Regions from separate parts of the Homo sapiens genome. Here all the other regions are linked to region 3. Evidence: chromatin contacts called from ENCODE Hi-C or POLR2A ChIA-PET data. All regions are on one chromosome and are shown on one strand. Each heading gives the region's core, a stretch centred on a gene start or an enhancer-like site at or near the end of the contact. The rest is flanking DNA. Distances are from core to core; before and after follow the strand shown.

Region 1 (3,065 bases), core at 181-2,680, 900 kb before region 3:
AGCCCCCAGGTAGTAATTGTCACCTGTGCTCCACAGCCTGGCTGCTAAGAAAGAGTTCCACTGTGAGACCTGGCAGGGAGTGGAATATCTAGGACTGTTTCTAGACAGAAAGAAAGACAGAGGGCTGGGCTAGCTGGGCCTTGGATTTAGGGTCCTGGATTCAGACCCTCCCTGCGTCCATCTCCCACACCCACATCATGCCCTTGGGCTTCCTTTCCGTTCATGCTTCCTGGCCCTGCCTGTGTGCACATTCAGATGTTCACCGTCCCCATCCTTTCTCTCCAGCAGTGATGGAGGCGCAGGGGCCTGAAGCCTGGGAATGCATCTGCAGGCCTTGCCTGGGAACAGGGAACACGTGGACCCCACTGCCCACTCTCACACCCTAAGTGACCAAGACCTGTTTTTCTTCTGCATGTGATGTTCATTTTGCTCAGCTAATCCTCAAGGCCCAGCTGGCAGAGGGGTCTTCCACAGGAAGTACAGTGTCCCGCAAATATGTTTCCCTTGGAACCAGGCCAAGGGAGGGCCACAGCAATGATGGTCCACAGCCTCAATTAAACCTGGTTTCCAAAGGGTTTGGGGGGCTCTGTGGGGAAAGGGGAGGCAGAGAGTAGAACTTCCTGCAGCTTCCTGGCTTCAATCAGAGCAGCTCCAGTTTTTAATGTATTACATATATGGAACATTGATGGCCCGTGATGACCTTAGCTTTAAATAACTGTTCTGACATGAATGAATATGTGCATGTACGTATGTACACATGCATGTATAAATATGTCTACACATATGCATATACGCATAGATGCATGTAGATGCTCACTGATGATCTTAGTAATGATGGTTCATAATTTGAGGCATTCTCTGAGGGTGGTACCTGTCCCATAGCAGGGTCTCAAATATTTGATGCCAGGTGTGGTGGCTCATGCCTGTAACCCCAGCACTTTGGGAGGCCGAGGTGGGAGGATCACTTGAGCCCAGGAGTTTGAGACCAACCTGGGCAACACAGTGGGACCCTGTCTCTATAAAAAATAAAAATTAAAAAATTATCTGCGTGTCGTGGTGCATGCCTATAGTCCCAGCTACTCGGGAGCCTGAGGTGGGAGTATCATTTGAGCCCGAGAGGTCGAGGGGGCAGTGAGCCATGACCCCACCACTGCACTCCAGCCTGGTGACAAGCAAACAAAAACACAAAAATATTTGATGTGTGAACAAATGAAAAGTTTGGTAGAGTGTGTTGTGGGGACAGCAGTATGGTGTGAGGGAAGGAGAGAGTTCAGTCTATTATAATCATTAGTCTATTGACTTGTGGTAATTGAGCTATAGGAGATAAATTCCTACTTACTCTACACATTTAATGGACTCTTCCTCCCACCCCATCTTCCCTGTCCCTTTCTTTTTCCACAGCAGCTCTGCAACGGGCCAATAGCTTCCAGTCTCCAACCCCAAGCAAATACCAGAACTGGAGGAGAGAATTCTGGTGGAGTGAGTCACTAGCTCTCTGGGGGTGGGAGGCTGGGGCTGGGCAGAAGATCTCTGGTTAATTCTCAGGGGCAGCCGTTCTCATTCCTTACATGGTATCTCTCTGGCATGGCCTCCTGGTTGTCAGAGGCAAGAAATAAAATATAAGCTTGACTTTATTTCCACTGCTGACTAGAGGGAGCCTTTTCCAAGGGACTCAAGATCTTCCCATCCCCCTCCACCCCACCCCTGGCTCAGGAATTATGGAGCCTTAGGATTCTACAGTTTCACCCAGACAGGGCCTTAGCCATCATTGCCTCTAAGCTTTTTGAAATACAGATGAGTAAACTGAGGTTCAGGAACTCTATGATTTGATTCTGTACACTGGAGTGAGACTGGGCCATCAGATTAACGGCCTCACACAAAACAGGATGCTACACACAGACACCCACACATCCACACACACACACATGCACACGCACACACACTCACACCCCTACACATACACACACATACACACCTGCTCCTTTTTCTGAGTCACCCTTGGTCCCAGTGTCCTGGGGAAGAGCAGGGCTGTGGCAGGTGCTGAGGCGGCAGGCCCTGCCAGGGGGCGCAGTGAACACGCACAGTCTCACAGCATCTAGGCAGGCCGGGGATCCAGGGACTGCAGCACTCACTGAGCAGAGTTACCTCCTCAGGCCCTGAGCGAGGGGCAGAGACTCTTCATCCAGTTCCAGGCTCATCGCTGCCTTCCACCTCCCCCCACACCCACTCCCTCTCCAGCCTCACCCTAGGAGAGGAGGACCCAGAAAGGCCTTGGCTTAGACAGGGGTTTCTACCAAGAAACGTTGTTGCAGTTGGAACTGAGCCCTGGTCTTCCTTCCTTCTGAGTCAAGGCTCCCAGCCAGTGAGTCATTCCCCCACCATCCCCAGACGCACCACCGTCACACCAGGTCAGGCTGGGACAGGGGCACCTTGGGAGCAGGACCCAGGGCTGCACTCTTGGGCAGGCCACTTCATCTGAGGACAGCCTAGAGTCACTCCTGAATCCTCTGACAGCCCCCAGCGGCGACAGCAGAGGGCAGAGGAGCTAGCATTGCCACACATGGGTCATCGCCTTTACTGCCCTGCTCTGGCCCTCCCCAAGTCCCTGGAAGCCTGCTGCCCAGGCCCGGACTATATGAGTGTAGGGTCCATCCCAAGGCTTCCAGCCCACTCTACTGTGTGCCACCAGTGTGGGGGATCAGTCCCTCCTCAGGAAGCTCCCAGCCTGGGGTGAGAGCAGGGAGGCTGGTGGGAGACCCTCCCAATAGGGCTGGGTCGCTGGGGGAGGTGCAGGAGCAAGAGGACTGCTGAGCAGCCCCATGGTGTCTGGGATGGGCCTGGGAAACTCAGCCTTTAGTTATCAAGGAGTATTGCACAGCGTTTCTCGAGAGTATACAAAAGCTGCTTTGAGGGCAGGGCTTGAGTTTTGATCATTTCAATCAGCCTAGTGTCTAGCATGGTCTGGCCCGGAGGAGGAACCCAATCCTTGTTTGCTGAATCAATGAATGAAGTAAGGAACCAAGGAGCGAGCTGGCTGGACTGCGTACAAAGGGAGGACATGGATT
Region 2 (3,407 bases), core at 11-2,510, 580 kb before region 3:
GAGACAACATGAACTAAAACTTATGTGTAATGGTTAAAATTTGAAACACTGATAATAGTGTTAATGAGGATGTAGAACAACCGAAACTCCAACAGTGTTAGTGGGAATATAAAATAGTACCACTTGGAAAAACAGTTTGGCAATTTCTTAAAAAGTTAAACACATGCTTTGCATACAACCCAGAAATTTCATTCACAGGAAATAAAACATTTGAGAGAAAAACAAAAGTATATGTCTAAACAAAGAGTTGTACACAAATGTTCATAGCATTTTTCATAATCGCTCAAAATTGGAAGCCACACAAATGTCTATCAGGGGGAATGGTGAATAAATTGTTGTATATCAATACAACAGAGTACTACTCGGCAATAAAAAGAAACAAACCCCTGATGTATGCAACAGTATGGATAAATCTCAGAAGTGTTATGCTGAGCAAAAGAGCCCAGACCCAAAGTGTACACAGTGTGTGTGTGTATACACACAGACACATACCCCTTAGAATATCTATCTATAAATCAGAATATGATACTTAATAGTGCTCCAATAACGTTACTTGTCTCTAAGTTCCACCCAAGAGATGACAGAATCAGAAGGTTCTGATATTTCTTGGAGATCTTTAGCCAGCCCTCTGAACCCTAACAGTTCAGAAGTAATTACGGCCCGAGTTACAGATCAAGCCAGCAGACACTACTTTCTTCTCTGAGTAATAAGACAAAACACAGGAAGCTGCGGCTTGGCAGTGATTCTTTGATAAAAGGAAAGCTTGTAGAACAAACCATAGGGAGGGAGAGGGATAGGAAGGAAGGAAGGAAGACACAAGTAGAATTGTGAATAATTAGGTTTCTCCCTTCTGCTTTGACTCCAGGTTTTTTCTTCAGTTCTATGATTGGTCATGTCTATAGGTAACAAATAATTACTGTGTTCAGTGCAGGATAGCCTGGTGGAAGGCAAACAGCCCTTGAAGCTCTCAGATCTAGGCTTCAATGCCAACTTTTCTATTGCATGGCTGAGTGATCCTCAGCAGGAGACACAGGATCTCCGTATTGCAGTCTCCTCATCTCCAAGATGAGGATAATAAAAGAATCTAGCTTACAGGGGCATCCTGGGGATTAAACAGCACAGGCTTCCATTGAAATGTATTAGAAACTGGGTAGTCAAAAACTGGAGTATTCAAGTGTGTGACCAAGAATAGACACAGGCTGCACAGAGCTCAGGGCCCAGTCCAGATTGGACGAGAAAGTTCCCTAGGCCAAGCTGGCTAAGCACCGCAGGTACCATTATAACGCCAGCCCTGAGGGATGTGAGCCAACTACTTAAGAATTAGAGAGGCCATAAAAGGCTTCGGCCTCCTCCACCCAATTCCTCAGCCACTTTCCTCCCAGAGGACCTAAGCTCTGTCCCCTACCACTGTTTGTCCTCTTGGTACTGGAATCCCCAGAGCAGAATGTGAGTGTGTCCTCCACCTGGGGAAGGATTGCGTCACAAGCTGGGTGCCTCCTGTGAAGTGTTTGCCCTGCTTGGGCTTAGTAAATACAAATGGCGGCCACCATCTGCTCTTGACCCTTCTGCTCCACGAGCGCGGAGGCTCCCTGGCCCAGTTGGTACTGGGTGCTTCTCCGCAGCGGCCGCCAGGGGGAGCCTGGGCCGAGAGCTCTGGGAAATCGAACAACTCGTTGAGGTCTTAGTTATGGTAGAAAACCTTGAAGTGGTGTTAGGTCAGCACCTGCGAGGGTCTCATTCTAAATACACCAGTATTTGGAGGATGTTTGAGAAAGGGAAATTGTCCAACAGTTAAGTAAAAAGAGCTGGAAACAAATTATCTCCATACTCTCCCTTCACTGGCTGAGAGACTAGTCTGGGTCTTCCCTGACTGCCCAATTTACATTCAGATGCTATGCAGTGGAGCCAGGTGCCGTGGGTCATGCTTGTAATCCCAGCACCTTAGGAGGCTGACGCAGGAGGATGACTTGAGCCCAGGAGTTTAAGGCTGCAGTGAGCCGTGATCACACCACTGTACTTCATCCAGCCTGGACAACAGTGTAAGACCCTATCTTAAAAAAAAAAAAAAAAAAAAAAAAAAAAAAAAACTGTGTAGTGGAAAGAACAAGAATCAGAAGTCATGGGTGGATCCAAGACTGTTCTGGACCCTCCCTAGTTATGAGAACTTGGACATGTCTCTATTTCCCTGAGCCTTTGTTTTTTAATAATGTCTGTTACCATTCATCAGTTATTTTCCATATGCCATGCTGCCAAAAATTATCTCATTCAATCCTTGCCATAATTACATGAACAAAGTGTTTGCTATGTACAGTTTATAGATTAAGAACTGAGGCATAAAAAGTAGCTTACCCGAGGTTTTTAATCTACTAGTTGTTCAGATCTTTCTGACTTCAAAGAGTATGCTGAAGCCCTCTTCTATTTCCACTATACTCTCATTTTCAAATGAGCAATAGTAATAATAATAATATTGCCTTTATAACAGATTTTTACTTGCAAACTTGAAAGTTATTCAAATGATTATATTCTAAGTTTCTTGTTGTATGTTTTGGGATCTGCAATGAGCTGAATGACATATGAATGTCTCAAAATTCATATGTTAAAATCTCAATCCCCAATATAATGGTATTAGGAAATGGGACCTTTGGGAGGTGATTCAGTCATGAGAGTGGAGCCCTCATGGATGGGATTAGTGCCCTTATAAAAGGGACCTCAGAGTGCTCTCTAGGGCACCCCCCACCGCTTTTTTTTTTCCACCATGTGAAGACACAATGAGAAGACAGCAGTCTGCAACACAGAAGAGGGCCCTCATCAGAACCTGACCATGTAGGCACCTTGATTTCAGACTTCCAGCCTCCAGAACTGTGAGAAATAAATGTCCATCATTTATAAGCCACCGAGTCTGTTACTTTATTGTAGGAGCCGAAACTGATTAACACAAGGTCTAAAGGTCACTTTGCAAAGGGCTATGACATGGTATGTGAGTAGAGAGAGAAAAGGTCTGTGGAAAGGGCTGAAGGCAAGGCTGTGATCACAAGCGTGACAAGGGCCTGAGCAGAGCCCATCTCGGGAACCTCGGGCAGGCAACAGCCTTGCCCCTCTGCCTTCTCCCCTTGCCTGATGCTGATACTGTTATAGAACAGCCCTATCTCCTTCCTGGCCACTCCTTTGCCCGTGGAAGAGAAGCCCCCAGTCCTCTAATGAAAAGTCTGATGAAACAATCACCTCTCCCTTGGTTTAACTATGCAGGCTGAAGGTAGACTCTTGCTGCTTTATTCTTAGGAAATTCTCTGTGCCTCTCACAAAACATTGGCTCTTTAATTTACCCAACATCTTCCTCCACCCCCTCCTTCCACCAGCTCCAGGGATTGCATGACTTATAACAGCTAAAACTTTGAGCAACTGAAATG
Region 3 (3,207 bases), core at 599-3,098:
GTCCAGTAGAGCTTGTTTCGCCATCTGTGAATTAAAGTTAACAATAAATAGAACAACTTTTACTTCGTAATTTAAGTAAAATTTTAAGTTTTAAAACAGCCTTGATTAAAAATTAAAATAGTCATACAACTATTTTTACAATCTTACATTTTTCTCAGGTTTTTATAAACTTTTGGATTACAGTTGTTAGACCTTAAAATATCATGTTATTAATGTGGTCCTATTGCACTAGTTGTGTGATTTCTCACATTCCCTGTTGTACAAGTCCACGGACGTGTATTATGCACTTGGGTTTGCAGCAATGCCAAAGAGCTATAAAAGTTTCTAAATGCTGACTGACAAATTTTTTTTGAGACGGAGTCCCGCTGTGTCGCCCAGGCTGGAGTGCAGTGGCACAATCCTGGCTCACTGCAACCTCTGCCTCCTGGGTTCAAGTGATTCTCCTGCCTCAGCCTCCTGAGTAGCTGGGACTACAGGCACATGCCACCATGCCTGGCTAATTTTTTATATTTTTAGTGAGATGGAGTTTCGCCATATTAGCCAGACTGGTCTCAAATTCCTGACCTTGTGATCCATCGCCTTGGCCTCCCAAAATGCTGGGATTACAGACATAAGCCACTGCGCCCGGTCAACAATTTTTTCACTTAGCATATCACAGACAGATAAATAATTCATCATCCCACATGTGTAGCAGTGGCTTATACATCAAAACTTCGTTAAAATCCTCTTTAATCATCTCTCTCTCTCTTCCAAAAGTGCAACTCTCTCATCTTCTCTATCCCATAACCTATTCCTCTGATATGTGTTCCCTCTGGGCAAACCCAACTACCTTCTTAGTAAACAATTCTTTTACCTTCAGCCATTCATAACGTCTTCTACTCCCCCCAAGTCAGCAGAGCAAAAATCTCTTCCCCTGGACTTGCTGTTCTTAGACTATATATATATGTGTGTGTGTGTGTGTGTGTGTGCGCGTGCGTGCGTGTGTGTGTGTTGTGGGAGGGAGGTGGTTGATCACATGGTTTGAAGACTGCAATACAATTGTAAATACAAATATTTATAATTTAGTGTTTTGTTCTTGTAACAACAGTATATGATAGAGCAAAATTGAAAACTAACTGAGAACGCACTGGAAAATCGGTAAATAAGAATATAACTTGCAGGAACAGTATTCAGGTATTAAAATAAATTAAAAGTACCTGGTAACAACTACAGTGATTGCCTTTGAGTGGGGATCCTTCTACTCTGCCTACATATTTATTTTTTTGAAAATAATAAGTACATAGTTCTTTTATATTTTTAAAAGTATTTTTAAATATAAGATTACTTAAAAGAACATAATTCAATACACATTTTTCAGTGTTTGCCATGTTCTATGGTCTCTGCCAAGGAAATCATAGACTAACAAAACTGTATCACTTACATTTTGTAAAGGATGATACCAATGATTTTCAAAAAGCCCATTATAGAAGTTAAGAAAAACATTGTCAGGATTCAAATAGAAAAATGAGCCAAAGATATAATCATAAATTCATTTAAAAAATAAAAATGTTGAAGTCCACAGGTAGGAAATCTTCAGTAAGCAAAAAATTCTAGCTAAAGCAACTTAGACATACCGTTTTTTATCTCTAAATTATTGAAAATGTCAAGCAGTGATAAATAACACTTAATGCTGTGGAGATTCAGTGAGGCTGGTTCCCCCAAAGACTGCAGGTGGCAGTGTAAACTAGAACAAATGTTTACATTTCAGGACGTCTTCAGAGTTCCACAAATATTTATTGAATGTCCATTCATTCTTTCGTGGTGGAATGGAATTCACACTCAGCCCAATCCACCATTAATTTAGAGGTAACCTGATTGCCAGTTAGCTGCAAGTTGATTTTCTGTATTCCGTAATGCTTCTAGTCATACACTTCATACTGTTTTCAAATGATGCAATTTGAAATGATGTCAGGAAAATTCAGCATCTTTCATTTCCTCTACTTATCAGCAAATCTATGACAGGTATAGAGGTGGTCAGAAACCTGCCAAAAATGCTCCACCATTATCTGGGGGACCAGGCATGTACATGGTGATGAAAGTTGTCAATTAAACATTGCCCAATATCCTTCTCTGGAATTCTTGCCTAACAGGAAACCCCCAGTTTCTGCAAAGAAATTAAAAGTAGCGACAGAGGCATCTTTCAGCCAAAACATTTAAGAAAGTCATTTATGGAATTCTCACTACCCTCTTGGAAGTCAAAATGAAAGACGATGTATTTTATACATAACTTTGTAAAGTCTGCCCTCTATCATTCCTCATAGTAAATGCAGCCAGTATCCACAGATTTATTCTGTTTCAGATGAGATGAGATCCTAAATATTTTTATCTACAATTTACTGAGCACCTTCAATATGCCAGGCAACTAGTAGATGTATAAATGTTTGATCCCAGGTTGACACTTACTACAGCTCCACAAGGCAATAAAGTGCCCTTATTCCTATTTCACATCTAAGGACACATGCTCAGGGAGGCTAAGTAACTATGTCGAGGACACACAGCTGATAAGTCAAAGCTCCTGGATTGTAACCTGGTCTGTCCAGTGATAAAGCTCATATAGTCTTTATTCCATGTCACATTGGCTCCAATTTGCTTCTATTCTGACACTTTAAAATGTAGATATAGCCATATATTTATTGACACTCATTATCATTTCAGAAAGCCACAGAGACACCTAGTCAAACATAAAGTTTGTCAGAACACATATGAAAGAAAAGACAACCATTCAAATGCTAACTCAAGGAAGCCTTCAGACTTTGTAAACGTGCTTTTTGTTGCATATAATTCTTCCTAGTTAAATGGGCTTTCAGGCCACAGCAGCTCAGTGATCTCGGTAAGATGCATCTCCAAGCTGTGCCATTTCTGGATATCGTCTGGCTTCATGGGGTATGAATGTTTAAACACTGGCTACTGGTATTGCCGTACGAACTCAGCAGAGCTCTGTTGAAATCTTCAGCTGAACCACTTAAACCAAGTAAACAACTCACCTCCAGGCAGTGTGTTCCCAGCACCTATCAGATTGTCAGAGAACTGGAAGGAGTCTGACAGAACAATTTCCAGGGTCATTGGTCTACATATGAGGCAGGGGTCTAATCGTTTGACTGATGTGCTCATGCTACTGGGTAACCAGTGGGTTCCCTACATGAGTCACTTCCAAACACCCTCGGCTGC

What was found. A loop is a pair of places that touch in the nucleus more often than their neighbours do. ChIA-PET counts read pairs that join two places held with the same protein, here RNA polymerase II (POLR2A). Pooled maps may share reads with other maps.
Region 1: a loop to region 3 is called in a map of chondrocyte, with 12 times the contacts of the local background. The contact joins two enhancer-like sites. A Hi-C loop is called at or near these places in 3 of 168 maps with a recorded cell type or tissue (chondrocyte, heart left ventricle and heart right ventricle) and 12 of 50 pooled maps. POLR2A ChIA-PET finds 5 or more read pairs at or near these places in 1 of 52 experiments (naive thymus-derived CD8-positive, alpha-beta T cell).
Region 2: a map of GM12878 shows a loop between it and region 3 (11-fold over the local background). The contact joins two enhancer-like sites. A Hi-C loop is called at or near these places in 1 of 168 maps with a recorded cell type or tissue (GM12878), 3 of 37 single-sample maps with no recorded cell type and 8 of 50 pooled maps. POLR2A ChIA-PET finds 5 or more read pairs at or near these places in 1 of 52 experiments (activated CD4-positive, alpha-beta T cell).

Annotation. Positions count from the first base shown.
Region 1 is chr11:12,285,686-12,288,750 of GRCh38, forward strand. It overlaps a transcript of MICAL2 not described here. Among named protein-coding and RNA genes, the nearest start is that of PARVA, 90 kb to the right of the region's middle. Within about 2 kb of position 1,431, at least 23 of the 41 ENCODE cell types and tissues checked have a DNase peak (open chromatin) inside an H3K27ac peak, as active enhancers do.
Region 2 is chr11:12,598,056-12,601,462 of GRCh38, forward strand. No RefSeq gene overlaps it. Among named protein-coding and RNA genes, the nearest start is that of TEAD1, 75 kb to the right of the region's middle. RefSeq lists an enhancer at 1,467-1,761. Within about 2 kb of position 1,261, at least 2 of the 41 ENCODE cell types and tissues checked have a DNase peak (open chromatin) inside an H3K27ac peak, as active enhancers do.
Region 3 is chr11:13,181,488-13,184,694 of GRCh38, forward strand. No RefSeq gene overlaps it. Among named protein-coding and RNA genes, the nearest start is that of BMAL1, 95 kb to the right of the region's middle. Within about 2 kb of position 1,849, at least 2 of the 41 ENCODE cell types and tissues checked have a DNase peak (open chromatin) inside an H3K27ac peak, as active enhancers do.